Linked DNA regions of Homo sapiens: region 2 is linked to region 1. Evidence: chromatin contacts called from ENCODE Hi-C or POLR2A ChIA-PET data. All regions are on one chromosome and are shown on one strand. The core of a region is the stretch at or near the end of the contact, and the rest is flanking DNA. Distances in the headings are between cores, read along the strand shown.

Region 1 (6,195 bases), core at 3,236-5,735:
TCAGTTTGAATTTTAAGTTACCTAGTATTTTCATTATGTCTTAGATAAAGTGGTTGGCAAACTACAGCCTGTGGGCCACATTCAGTCTGAGGCCTGTTTTTGCACATCCTCTGAGCCAAGAATGGTTTTTACTTTTTTTTTTTTTTGAGATGTAGTCTTGCTCTGTCACCATGCTGGAGTGCAGTGGCACGATCTCGGCTCACTGCAACCTCCATCTCCTGGGTTCAAGCGATTCTTCTGCCTCAGCCTCCTGAGTAGCTGGGACTACAGGCGCCTGCCACCACGCCCGGCTAATTTTTTGCATTTTTAGTAGAGACAGGGTTTCACCATGTTGGCCAGGCTGGTCTCAATCTCTTGACCTCGTGATCCACCCACCTTGGCCTCCCAATGTGCTGGGATTACAGGCGTGAGCCACCACGCCCAGCTGGTTTTTATATTTTTAAAGATTTGTTAAAAAAAAAAAAAAGAAGAAGAAGAAGAACTTAGACCATGTGAAGCCTGCAAAGCCTAAGACATTCACTATTTAGGCCTTTACAGAAAAAGTTTGCCGATCCTTATCTTAAACTAGAAGTTAAATGTTTTTTAACTGAAACCCAGTCAGGCCAAGCTCCAGTTTACAGAATAGGCAGAGGAGGAGCTGCTCTGCTGGTGAAATGGTGGCAGGGAGTGACCTCCCCGACAAATGTTCTTTCCCCGCAGCTGCTCCACACAGCCAAGGAGCCCTGGGCTCTTGGACACTAGTTTGCAAACTGCTGTTCTGGGCATTCTCAAAAAGAATGATTTATAATTATCCCCTTAAGCGTACTGGGTTGGTACTGACGTGCCTCATGCCTACAGTTTATTGGCATTTTCTCCTAAGCACAAAAAACAGTTCCTGTTTTCATACTATTTAACACACTTACTTTTTGGTGGGAGGAGATATAGCAAAAATTCTATTCAGGTCACGCATATGCCATTGAATAGCATACTCACAGACTGGAAAGAGGAAAGCTTTGCACTTGTCTAGTTTACTGTCTTCATCCCTTTATCCCTCATCCTGCTGTGATGTCACATTTGAAGGGACAGAGGCCCTAAGAAATTAAATGATGTGTTCAAGGTCACATAGGCAGGGCCCAGGTCTCTTGACCCTTACGACAGTTCCTTCTACAGTCTTCATTGTTTTCTGCTTAAATAATCATCCAGACATTGTTACCTAGAGTTTGAGTTCTTGGTATTTTACTCTGTCATCTTGTATTTCTCAGTATCTTGCAGGACTGAGAGGAGGTGGTGGTGAGGCAGTCTTCAGATGATACCTGCTGCTAAGAAGGACTGTGTAACTGTGTTTTGAAGGAAAATATTTATACATATTTGCTTATATATGCATGCATTAGTTTCCTATTGCAGTAACAAATTACTATGAATGTGGTGGCTTAAGACAGCACAAATTTATTATCTTATAATAATAAGATTTTGGTCAGAAGTCCAAATGTATGGGCAGGGCTGCATTCCTCCTGGAAGCAGGCTATACGGGAGGATCTGTTTCCTTGCCTTCTCCAGCTTCTAGAGGCTGTACCTCCCTTGACTTGTGGCTACATCACTCCAACCTCTGCTTCTGTTAATCTTTGACCTCTAACCCTCCTGCCTTCCCCTTATAAGGACCCTGAGATTACACTGGGCCCACTTGGATAATCCAGGATAATCTCTGCATCTCAGGATCCTTAACTTAATCACACCAGCAAAGTCCTTTTGCCATGTAAGGTGCCATATTCACACATTTTGGGAATCAGGATGTGAACATCTTTGGGGGCCATTATTCTGCCTACCACAATGCATAAAATACTTCAAAAAGGTTATGAGAGCAACTAGAAACCTTGGTTGCTCCTGAGGTGGGAAACCAGATGGCTAGAAATCAAGTATGGGAGGAAGATCTTTTTTTTTTTTTTTTTTTTTTTTTGAGACAGGGTCTCACTTTGTCACCCAGGCTGGAGTGTAGTGGTGTGATCTCACCTCGCTGCAGCCTTGACCTCCTGGGCTGAAGTGATCCTCCCACCTCAGCCCCCCATATAGCACTACCCAGCACTACCTCTTGGACAGGAATGCCCCTGACCAGCTAAATTTTTTGTATTTTTTGTAGAGACAAGGTTTTGCCATGTTGCCCAAGCTGGTCTTGAACTCCTGAGCTCAGGCAATCTGCCTGCCTGGGCTTCCCAAAGTGCTAAGATTATAGGTGTGAGCCACTGCACACGGCCAGGAAGATATTTTTGAATGTTTATTGATACATGTATATTCTTCATCTAATTAGTAAGCCTTCTGATGTTAGGAGCTTAATGTTCACAGGTATATTCAAAATCTTAGATGCCAGCCAAGCATCTTGGTTGAACAGTGATATAGATTTCTCAGTTGATTTATTTTAGCCAGCATCAGAATAGTTCTTATGCACCATATTTGAGTTCAATTCAGAACACTTACTGAAGGCCCACTATCACTTACTTGACCCAGTAGATGGTGGAGAAATGTGTTGGTCACACTCAGTTACCTTTTGAGCAGCCTGTCCTCTAGAACTTTGTGCAGTGATAGAGATGTTCTCTGTCTGCAGTATTCACTTGGTGGCCACTAAGCCACTGAGCACTTGAAATGTAGCAAGTGCAACTTGAGAGACTGACTTTTTCATTTTATTTACTTACTTTTGATTAACGTAAATAGTCACGTGTCTAGAGGCTACCATATTGGACACTGCAGCTTTCGAGAAAAATGTAATGAGTTCTGAGGTAGGTGATTTCCCAGGTCCGTCTTGAATAGCTGGGCCCTCGTTTAGCAACGAAGTACATTCTAAACCTTAAGTTCTTTATTGCCACTGGATTTTGCTCCATAGAAAGAATGTAGTGATTAGGGACTGAATCCCTAGGACCACTGGAAGAGGGCTGCCTTGCCTGATGTGGCAAGTATCTCATGGATCCCATGGCCTCAATGCTTCTGAGGTTTTTCTGATGCTACTGAAATTGTTTCTATGAGGAAATTTATATGGGGTTTCTCCTCTCACCTTCTGGCTGTTGGAAGTGCATTTTTTAGGGGTACCTAGGGACAAGTCCTTGATGCTTTCCCAAATGGCACACTTACTCCCTTGGAGAGTTCCCCCATCTGCCATCCCCCTCCTGTCTCACCCCATCTTCCAGTTTTGAGTTTGCCATCTGGGGCAGGAAGTTTCCGAGAAACAGCAACTGAGAGCAAAATTCACCTCTTCCTTTTGTCTTCTTTTTGTCTAAAGGTAGACTGAGTTTAAGTCCCCTTCTTCCCCTTTACCCCAACCCAGGAAATACTGAACCTTTCACAGAGGTCAGGGGCATACCTGTCCAGGAGGTAGTGCTGGAACTGCGGTCCTGGTGCCTGTCCACAGGTGTGTGGATTTGGACTCAGACCAGGAGCCCTTAGGTCTTCCTTGGTGTTTGTCACCTGTCAGTGTCCCCTCACACACCTCACCCTCTGAGATCTGCAGCCTCTGTGCCTGGTGGAAGAAGAGGCCAAGGGTCTAGGAAAAGAAGTGGAATAGACTGTGACTTCCCAGATTACATCCATTCCATGCAGTAATGACATTAGGAGTCCTGGGTCCTTGTTTTGGCTCTGCTATTGACAGCTCTGACCTTGCACTTACCACTCAATCATTTGCACTTCAGTTTCCTAATCTATCAAAAGAGGCCCACTCGGATATGTTAACTCTACTGTTTTGTGATTCTCACTGGGAAAACGGGAATTGAGGGAAAACCTCTGCCTGCTGCCATGGCTGCCTAGACAGTGTCCTTCTCCACCAGCAGCTTCATGCTCTTGCAGTAGTGAGAGGTTTTCTGTACCGTCTTCCGAAGCCTCAAGTGTTAGAGAGGGTTTTTGCCTCAGCAGGAAGGAGGACTTGCCTAGCGTCTTGTAAGCAGCAATATTCCAAGGCCACATCCAGAGAGGTTAAGGTTCCCGTCGTCCCTACGTTCTCACAGAAGTGATGTCAGGCAGCGGGTGCCAAATCTTGGGGCTTGGCTTGGTTCAGCCTTTGTATCAGGGATGCGAGGCACAATCAGCACCCCACACATGAATCCAAGACTGAATGAGGGCTGCTGCTGTGAGCGTCCCTGGCCGGCTGTGAGCCTCGTGTGTCTGCGCAGTGGGAAGCATGGTGTTGAGCCTGCCCGCTTTATAACAGGGCTCCCTGTGCCAGGTGGACTATAGCAGCGTCATCACATAAACATCCCTACTTCACTGTGAGTAACCTTTCTTTCCCCCCTCTGTATTTTAACTCTGATCCCTTTGTCCTTAACAAACAAGTATTCTAGGCCTGATGTGAGGCTGTACATAGACACTGTCTCATTATCCAGTTAATCTCTGTTTGCTGTCACAGATTCAGCCAGCAGTGGCATTTGCCTGCCTTCAATTTGAAACCTTTTTTTCCATTGTCACTTACGGGAATTGCTGAATGACTCATTGTGCCGTGGTCAGCCCTCTCGGGTTATTTGCCACAATAGGCCTGACCAGCCAGATTAAAGTGGGCAGTAACTGTAAGCTGCCTGTGTCATCAGTTCAGGATCTGTGTCCCCGGTCAGAGCTCTAAATTGAACATTCAGTTCAGCCGGTTTTGGTTTAGTGCCTTAGGAGGCAGGCACTTTGTCAGTCTGTGGAATGGATGGGTATGTGCATGGTACAAGTTAGGGATTCCAGGAATAAGGCAAAGGGCTGGGTGAGTCCCACTTTAGGGTGCATACAGATCACTGGGGAAGCATTTTTCTGCCCCACCCCCTACAGGTTCTGATGTAGTTGTTCTAACAGGAGGCCTTGGACTCTGCATTTTAGGCATGCATTCAGGTGATTCCTTTTCCAGGTAAACAGCATCCTGAAAACAGCATCCCAGGGGCTTTGGAGGAGTGATAGGTTCAGGTTTCATGTGGGACATACAGGAAACAACTGGTTTTTTTTTTTTTGGAGACAGAGTCTCGCTCTGTTGCCCAGGCTGGAGTGCAGTGGCGCGATCTCAGTTCACTGCAACCTCCACCTCCCGGGTTCAAGTAATTCTCATGCCTCAGCCTCCCGAGTAGCTGGGATTACAGACACACACCACCACACCCAGCTAATTTTTGTATTTTTAGTGGAGATAGGTTTCACCATGTTGGCCAGGCTGTCTCAAACTCCTGACCTCAGGTGATTCGCCTGCCTCGGCTTCCCAAAGTGCTGGGATTACAGATGTGAGCCACTGCACTGGGCCGAGAAACATCAATGCATTCCATTCTGCAACATTAATGCAGTCCACCCTAAAGTGGGACTCACCACAGCCCTCTGCCTTATTCTTGGAGAGAATAGAAGACAAATAGGCTTCGTCTCACAAGCCAGCTCAGAGCAGTTAATAGTGGCTGCAGTGGTGAAGATTCTGAGGTCATGCTCAGCTTGTGGGGGATCAGCAATAGTGATGTCCTCCATAGGCGTGGATGGCACCCGTGTAGCACACATCTGTCATCTTGGTGGCCTGGACACAGGGTCGAGAGACCAGGTCCTCAGCTGGCACAAGGAAGGCAGGCCAACATGCAGGCTGTGATAAATCCTTACAGTCCTTGGCTACCTTTCCCTTCCTTTAAGGTTTTAGGGGTAGGTGTAGACAGCAGCAGATGCTATAGGAAAGGCTCAGTGCATAATGGTGATAGCAGATGATGGCATCAGATTGAATCCTGACTTGCTATTTATCAGAAGTGTGACATAGGGCAACTTATTTAACTCTGTTCCTTGATTTATTCATCTGTAAAATGGGAATAACAGTATTTACCCCAGAAAATGGTTATGGGGATTAAATGAGATGAAATCTCTAGAGCCCCTAAAACAGTGCCTGGCACATAGTGAGGCCAGTATGTGCCAGCTGTTGCTTTTATTATGAGCTTATTGTGATTTGTGGGTACAAAAGTATTTTCAGCTCTTTGGAGAAGGGAACTTTTGGAGTCTAAGATGCTCTTCTGGTGGCTTGGCTGTGAAATTCATCCAAGAGGAAGTTTCATCAGATGCATCTGAATGTCACGAAAACACTTCTTCCTCTTGTAAAAGGAAAGCGTAAAATGTATGAGTTGGCTTATGCCTTCTGATAACTTATGCCTGCCAGTGGAGCTATGGGAGGCAGGCCACTGAGATACCTGGTGGATAACTATTGATTTTTGCTTAAAGTTTTGAAAAGGAAGAATTCAGTTGGATTTTTGCATG
Region 2 (6,137 bases), core at 2,528-5,027, 210 kb after region 1:
GGAAAGAGAAGTAGCCAAGTTCAAATTATTTCATATAAAGAAATAATTGATTAGAATGTCTATACCAAAAGCCACAAATATTTGCAGAATACGAAAATCTGACTTTAATAAACTTTAAATCATCTTTGGACTGGCAAGCTTTTCTTTCTTTTTTTTTTTATTTTTTGAGATGGAGTTTCACTCTTGTTGCCCAGGCTAGAGTGCGATGGCATGATCTTGGCTCACCACAACCTTCATCTCCTGGGTTCAAGGGATTCTCCTGTCTCAGCCTCCTGAGTAGCTGGGATTACAGGTGTGAGCCACCATGCCCAGCTAATTTTTTTGTACTTTTAGTAAAGATGAGGTTTCACTATGTTGGCCAAGCTGGTCTCAAACTCCTGACCTCAGGTGATCCACCTGCTTTGGCCTCCCAAAGTACTGGGATTAGAGGCGTGAGTGACCGCACCCGGCTGGACTGGTAAACTTTTCTAGGAAAAGATCTTCCTAGAGTTGGTTTTCCCCTATCCAAACCTATCTTTTCCATTTCTTCCATTAGACCTTTGCTTTGATGATGATGATGATGATGATGATGACCAGGATGCTTTTGCATTTACTGAGTTTCTACTTTGTGCTCAGAAGTGTGTTAAGGTTTTTGCACTTAATAACATAAACTTTCATTTAATATTCATGACAACCCTACAGAGTCAGCATCCTATTGTCTCCATATTACAGATGAGGAAATTGAGATTTTAAGAGGTGAAATAACTTGCCCAAGGTCACAAAGCTAGTAGATAAATTCATTTTTTTCTGACCTAAACACCCATAATATTAATCAAATAAGCAAATATGGGTGGCTACCTGACTGTCCCCTCCTTATTTAGAGACAAAAACCACAGTGAGTGCTGCACATTCCAGCCAAATTCCATCACTTCCAAGTCCTGGACAGAAATGAAGGGATATGGTCAGGAGGCTTAAGAGAGCCACACTGGGCAAACTGGCTTGAAATCTAAGGGTGCTTTTGCCACTCTCTTTAAACCAGAAAGAAGTACACTCTCTTAGAAGTAAATGAAATATTTATAAAGATGATCTAACTAGAAAAACATCCCAAAGACAGACTAGTACGTTTAGTTTTTCAGAACATTTATTAATACGAAGTTCATCACGGTTCTGAAGGAAAAAATGAAGTGTTTCAAGACTGCACTAAAATATAAAAAAACTCAAGGAGAGAAGCAAATCTCCTATTTTAATTTTTTTTTTTTTTTTTTTTTTTTGAGACGGAGTTTCGCTCTGTCGCCCAGGCTGGAGTGCAGTGGCGCGATCTCGACTCACTGCAAGCTCCGCCTCCCGGGTTCACGCCATTCTCCTGCCTCAGCCTCCCGTGTAGCTGGGACTACAGGCGCGCGCCACCATGCCCGGCTAATTTTTGTATTTTTAGTAGAGACGGGGTTTCACCGTGTTAGCCAGGATGGTCTCGATCTCCTGACCTCGTGATCCGCCCGTCTCGGCCTCCCAAAGTGCTGGGATTACAGGCGTGAGCCACCGCGCCCGGCCTCCTATTTTAAATTTTATACTAAAATGTATTTACATTTGAATAAATTACCTATAGCTGTGTATTATTATGTTTTGATAGACAGTAAATGATAAGACTAGATCTTAAAAGGAAAACCACGATGGAAATGTTTAAAATATTTACTGAGGTAATAGAAAAGAACTTCAATGTTGGGTACATTAAATACTGTATTTTGTTAGAAAGTATAATCTATAATTAGGCACAGTAAACGTTTGAATAGGTAATATATTTCTACTACAACTGATTACCAATGTGGATGATAAAATATGAGAGAAAAATAAAATGACTTCTTTCTTAGGTTTCCTACCCTTACCCACTCACACCTAGACCTCCCCGCTGCAACCACTTGCGCTTCTCAGGAAGTGCCACGCTCTTCTAAGTGCTGGTGATGTGCACAGTGCAGCCCCTGCCTGGAACTCGCTGCTCCTCCCTGTTTCTGCCTAAGCCACTTCACCTATCCTCCTCCAGGAAGCCTCCCTGATCCCCTCCTGTGTGCTGGCATCTATCATTGCATTTTTTGGTATCCACAAGAGACTAACAATTCTTTGATGACACAATTATTCCTGTCTCTCATTGTTTTTTATATCGCAGTACATGGCACTTAGCTAAGGTACTCAATACAATAAGTGAATGAAAATAGATCGTAAAATTGACTTTTTTTACAAATAAAAGGAGAGGCCGGGCGCGGTGGCTCATGCCTGTAATCCCAGCACTTTGGGAGGCCGAGGCGGGCGGATCATGAGGTCAGGAGATCGAGACCATCCTGTCTAACACGGTGAAACCCCGTTTCTACTAAAAATACAAAAAATTAGCCGGGCGTGGTGGCGGGCGCCTGTGGTCCCAGCTACTCGGGGGCTGAGGCAGGAGAATGGCGTGAACCCGGGAGGTGGAGCTTGCAGTGAGCCGGGATTGGGCCAGTGCACTCCAGCCTGGGTGACAGAGCAAGACTCCGTCTCAGAAAAAAAAAAAAAAAAAGAAAGAAAGAAATAAAAGGAAAACCATGTCTAAAATGCAAATTTTGCACAATTTTATTCTGGCCCTCATAGGGTGTATTTTAAAAACACATTTGGAAGGATTTACTGGACATTGTCAATTGTCCATCACTATAAATATTTCACACCTCTGAGCCATGTAAATACGCTGTTACTTCAAATTGATTATTATTCAACGAATGCATAAACTCTGATGCTATAGTTGAATAATTATACATATAGAATAAAACCACTTCAAAACCATGATAAAAATCAAAAAGCACAATGGTAACTACAGTTTTGATAACTAGGTGCTCTCTAGCTCTGCCACTGGCTCCAATGGGGAGAAGCCATTTATCCTTTGGTCTCAGTTCCTCCACCCATGAAATGGGGGTAACCATTCCTGCCACTTCCTCCTCCCTTCGTATGTTGCGAGGAGAATGGGGGTATAACATCTGTAAGAGCACAGATCTTACAGATATTCACAATAAAGAGCTTTACAATAAAGACACTAGCTCAAAAGCAGTGCCTAACCCCAAAGCAGAGTTCCCGCCATCATTTAGGACGGTAACAACCCTCACTCCCCGCCGCTCTGGTTAGCAGGCTGATGCGGGAGGCTCCTGCATGAAAACTTTGCAGTCATACTAAAGGCCACATGCGTGGGCACAAGTTCCTCTCGCCGGTGCTTGGTCTGAACCAAAAGCCGCGAGGAACCTCGTCAACCCCAGCGGCTACGATCGCTCCCCTCCGGACCCGGGTACCCTCCTGCGGACTGAAACAGACCCCGGGGCTTTCCCCTCCTCCAAGTGGGGTCAGGAGTCCAAGGGCTAGCGCAGCAGGAGAAGGAGGAGGAGGAGGAGGTGGGACTGGAGGGCTCGGGCGAGGAGCTCACCTGGCCTCTCCGGCAGGCGCCGGGAGCGGGTGCGGAACGAACACCCCACAGTCAGGCGGCGCCGGCTGCTGCTTCTTTTTGGAGCGCCAGAGGTGGAAGGTGGTGTGCTTCTTAGGGGGCCTGCACGGGCTGGGCTCCCCGGGGTCGCCCTGGGCTGGCGGGGACAGCGGCATCGTCTTGTCCTCCTCCCGCTCCGACTGCCGGGACGCGGTCCTCTCTGCCGCCCGGGCCCTATGGAAGAACACACCTGAGCGCCAGCTCGCCCGCCTTTCTCAGCGCGCCGTGGGACCCCGCCCCCTCGTCGCGGATGCGGGGGGACGGCCGCGGGTTGCAGAACCAGCACCCAGCGCAGCGCGAGCAGCACTGCAGCCCGAGCTGTTGGGGCGGAGGCGGGGACCCAGCCGCGGAAGAGCGCCCCCGCGCGGCGCGGGCGGCAAGGGGCGCTAGCCCAGGTGAGGCGCTCGCGCCGGGAGCCCCAGGTGAGGCAGACACGCCCCGGCTCCCCACCCCGGGGGCGCGCGGCGGCCGTGGGACAGCGACACCTACTGGATGCTCTGGGCACCGCGACTCCCGACACTGCATCCCAGGCTCTAAGATGGGACCCAGAGCCGGGTCGGGCTTCCACAGCGCCTGGGGTGCAGCGGCCATTGTCGCCTGCGGAGTTGTTGGCCGCTCTTGGCCTGTGACAGGCTGGCAGGGTGAGTCGCTGCTTAGCCACGAGCCCCGCCTGGAGAAGGATGGGAGAGGCACATCCCGGGGCTGGGCCGCCCAGCAATTAGGACTCTTCCACTCTGATCTCTGGGTGGCTTGGGCAATGTCATGTGCTGGTGGCTTCTGTTCCTGTTCGTGAACACGGGTGGCAACTCCGCCAACTCGTCTCCTCTCTCAAGAGTCTGAATAATTAATTTGTACTCACATCTCATAAAACACAAAAGGATTAAAAAAATTAAAAACGCCAGAAGGGAATTAGGCATATTCCCCAATTCCCCAAGAGCTTAATAGATCCCTCGCAGTAAATTAAATGCCAGTCCCACAAGGTATTTACATCATCTGCATTACTGTTGATGACTTTCTTGTCTTAACTTCACAGTCGTGGCTAAATAGCAAAGGAAATTAATACTTAAGCAAAGTAAGTAAACGAACAATTATTTTGGGCATCATTAGAGCAAAGAAAGTGCAAGAACTAAGCACTACTTAAAAATTCAATGCAGTACAAGATCCTCTTTCACGGTAATGTCTTTATTTTCCTCTTTGAAAACACAACTCATTCATTCGTTTATTCACTCATTCAAGGAACATTCATTTTTATTTGTTTTTATTTACATTTTTATCAAGATGTAATTTATAGACAGTAAAATGCACAAATCATAAGGGTAAAACTCAAATTTTTACATATTTATGTGGTTGGGGTGTGAAAAGTTTTTTAATGGAGAGTTGACATTGTCCTAGAAAATTCTTCCGTATGTGGCTTTTAAATGTATGATTATAGGCCAGGAGCGGTGGCTCACGCCTGTAATCCCAGCACTTTGGGAAGCCGAGGCAGGCAGATCACTTGAAGTCAGGAGTTTGAGACCAGCCTGGCCAACATGGTGAAACCCCTTCTCTACTAAAAATACAAAAAAAAAATTAGCTGGGCGTGGTGGTGGAGGTGCGCCTGTAATCCCAGGTACTCGGGAGGCCGAGACATGAGAATCGCTTGAACCCAGGAGGCAGAGGTTGCAGTGAGCCGAGATGGCGCCACTGCACTCCAGCCTGAGCAACAGGATGAGACTATGTCTCAAATAATAATAATAGGTAAATATATATGATTATAAAAATATAGAATACTTTCAAAACTTTAAAAATCTCCCTACTGTCCTCTTCCAGTACATTACCCCTCCCACCTGTAAAAGTTAACCATTATTTCATCCTCTTTTGCTGGAGATTAATTTGACCTTTTCTGGAATTTCATTTTAGTGGAAAATCACAATATGTACTCTGTTTCTGGTTTGCTTTGCTCAATATTAGTCGGTGAAAATCATCTATATTGTTGCTTATATTGTAGCAGTTTTTTGTCTTGTTTTGTTTGAGACAGGGTCTCACTCTGTCACTCAGGTAGGAGTACACTGTTACCATCACCTCTCACTGCACTCACTGCAGCCTTGACCACCTGAGCACAAGTGATCGTCCCACCTCAGCCTCCTGAGCAGCCAGGACTACAGGCACACACCACAGGACCGGGCTTTTTTTTTTTTTTTGGAGGGGGTACATTTGTAGAGACTGGGTTTTTCCATGTTGCCTAGGCTGGTCTCGAACTCCTGAGCTCAAGTGACTTGTCCGCCTCAGCCTCCCACCAAAGTGTTGAGATTACAGGGGTGAGCCCCTGCACCTGACCCATAGCAGTTTTTCATTTAAAAAAATTATTGTATACTGTTCCATGATATGAATATGCCACAATTCATTTATCCATTATTGTGGATGGACATTAGGTTGTTTCCAGTTTGGGGCTATTATGAATAAAATTGATATGAACCTTCTGAGATGTACACATTCATTTCTGTTGGATACTTATACCCGGAAGTTCAATCGTTGGGTAATACAATATGCATATGTTCAGCTTTAGTGAATTCTGCCAAAAAAGTTTCCCATTTATATTCTTTCTAGCATGTTTGAAATTTCCAGTTTTTCAATATCTTCATCAACACTTGATATTAACAATCCTTTTCATTGTGGCCATTCTGATGGG

The links. Hi-C counts contacts between places; a loop is a spot of excess contacts on that map. ChIA-PET counts read pairs that join two places held with the same protein, here RNA polymerase II (POLR2A). Pooled maps may share reads with other maps.
Region 2: a loop to region 1 is called in a map of Ramos, with 2.4 times the contacts of the local background. The contact joins the promoter of CRYBG1 here to the enhancer-like site in region 1. A Hi-C loop is called at or near these places in 27 of 168 maps with a recorded cell type or tissue (CD14-positive monocyte, CD8-positive, alpha-beta T cell, GM11168 and 21 more), 2 of 37 single-sample maps with no recorded cell type and 23 of 50 pooled maps. POLR2A ChIA-PET finds 5 or more read pairs at or near these places in 2 of 52 experiments (HCT116 and OCI-LY7).

The regions. Positions count from the first base shown.
Region 1 is chr6:106,573,186-106,579,380 of GRCh38, reverse strand. All of the region lies in intron 8 of RTN4IP1 (reticulon 4 interacting protein 1), which reads left to right. Among named protein-coding and RNA genes, the nearest start is that of RTN4IP1, 53 kb to the left of the region's middle. RefSeq lists an enhancer at 3,556-4,076. Within about 2 kb of position 4,485, at least 9 of the 41 ENCODE cell types and tissues checked have a DNase peak (open chromatin) inside an H3K27ac peak, as active enhancers do; they include CD14-positive monocyte, HCT116 and gastrocnemius medialis, where a contact is called at or near this core.
Region 2 is chr6:106,358,357-106,364,493 of GRCh38, reverse strand. It overlaps CRYBG1 (crystallin beta-gamma domain containing 1), which reads right to left and starts at 3,777. Exons shown (of 22, transcript NM_001371242.2): 1 at 3,413-3,777. The coding sequence starts at 3,585. RefSeq lists silencers at 3,667-3,746, 3,767-3,976 and an enhancer at 2,905-3,771.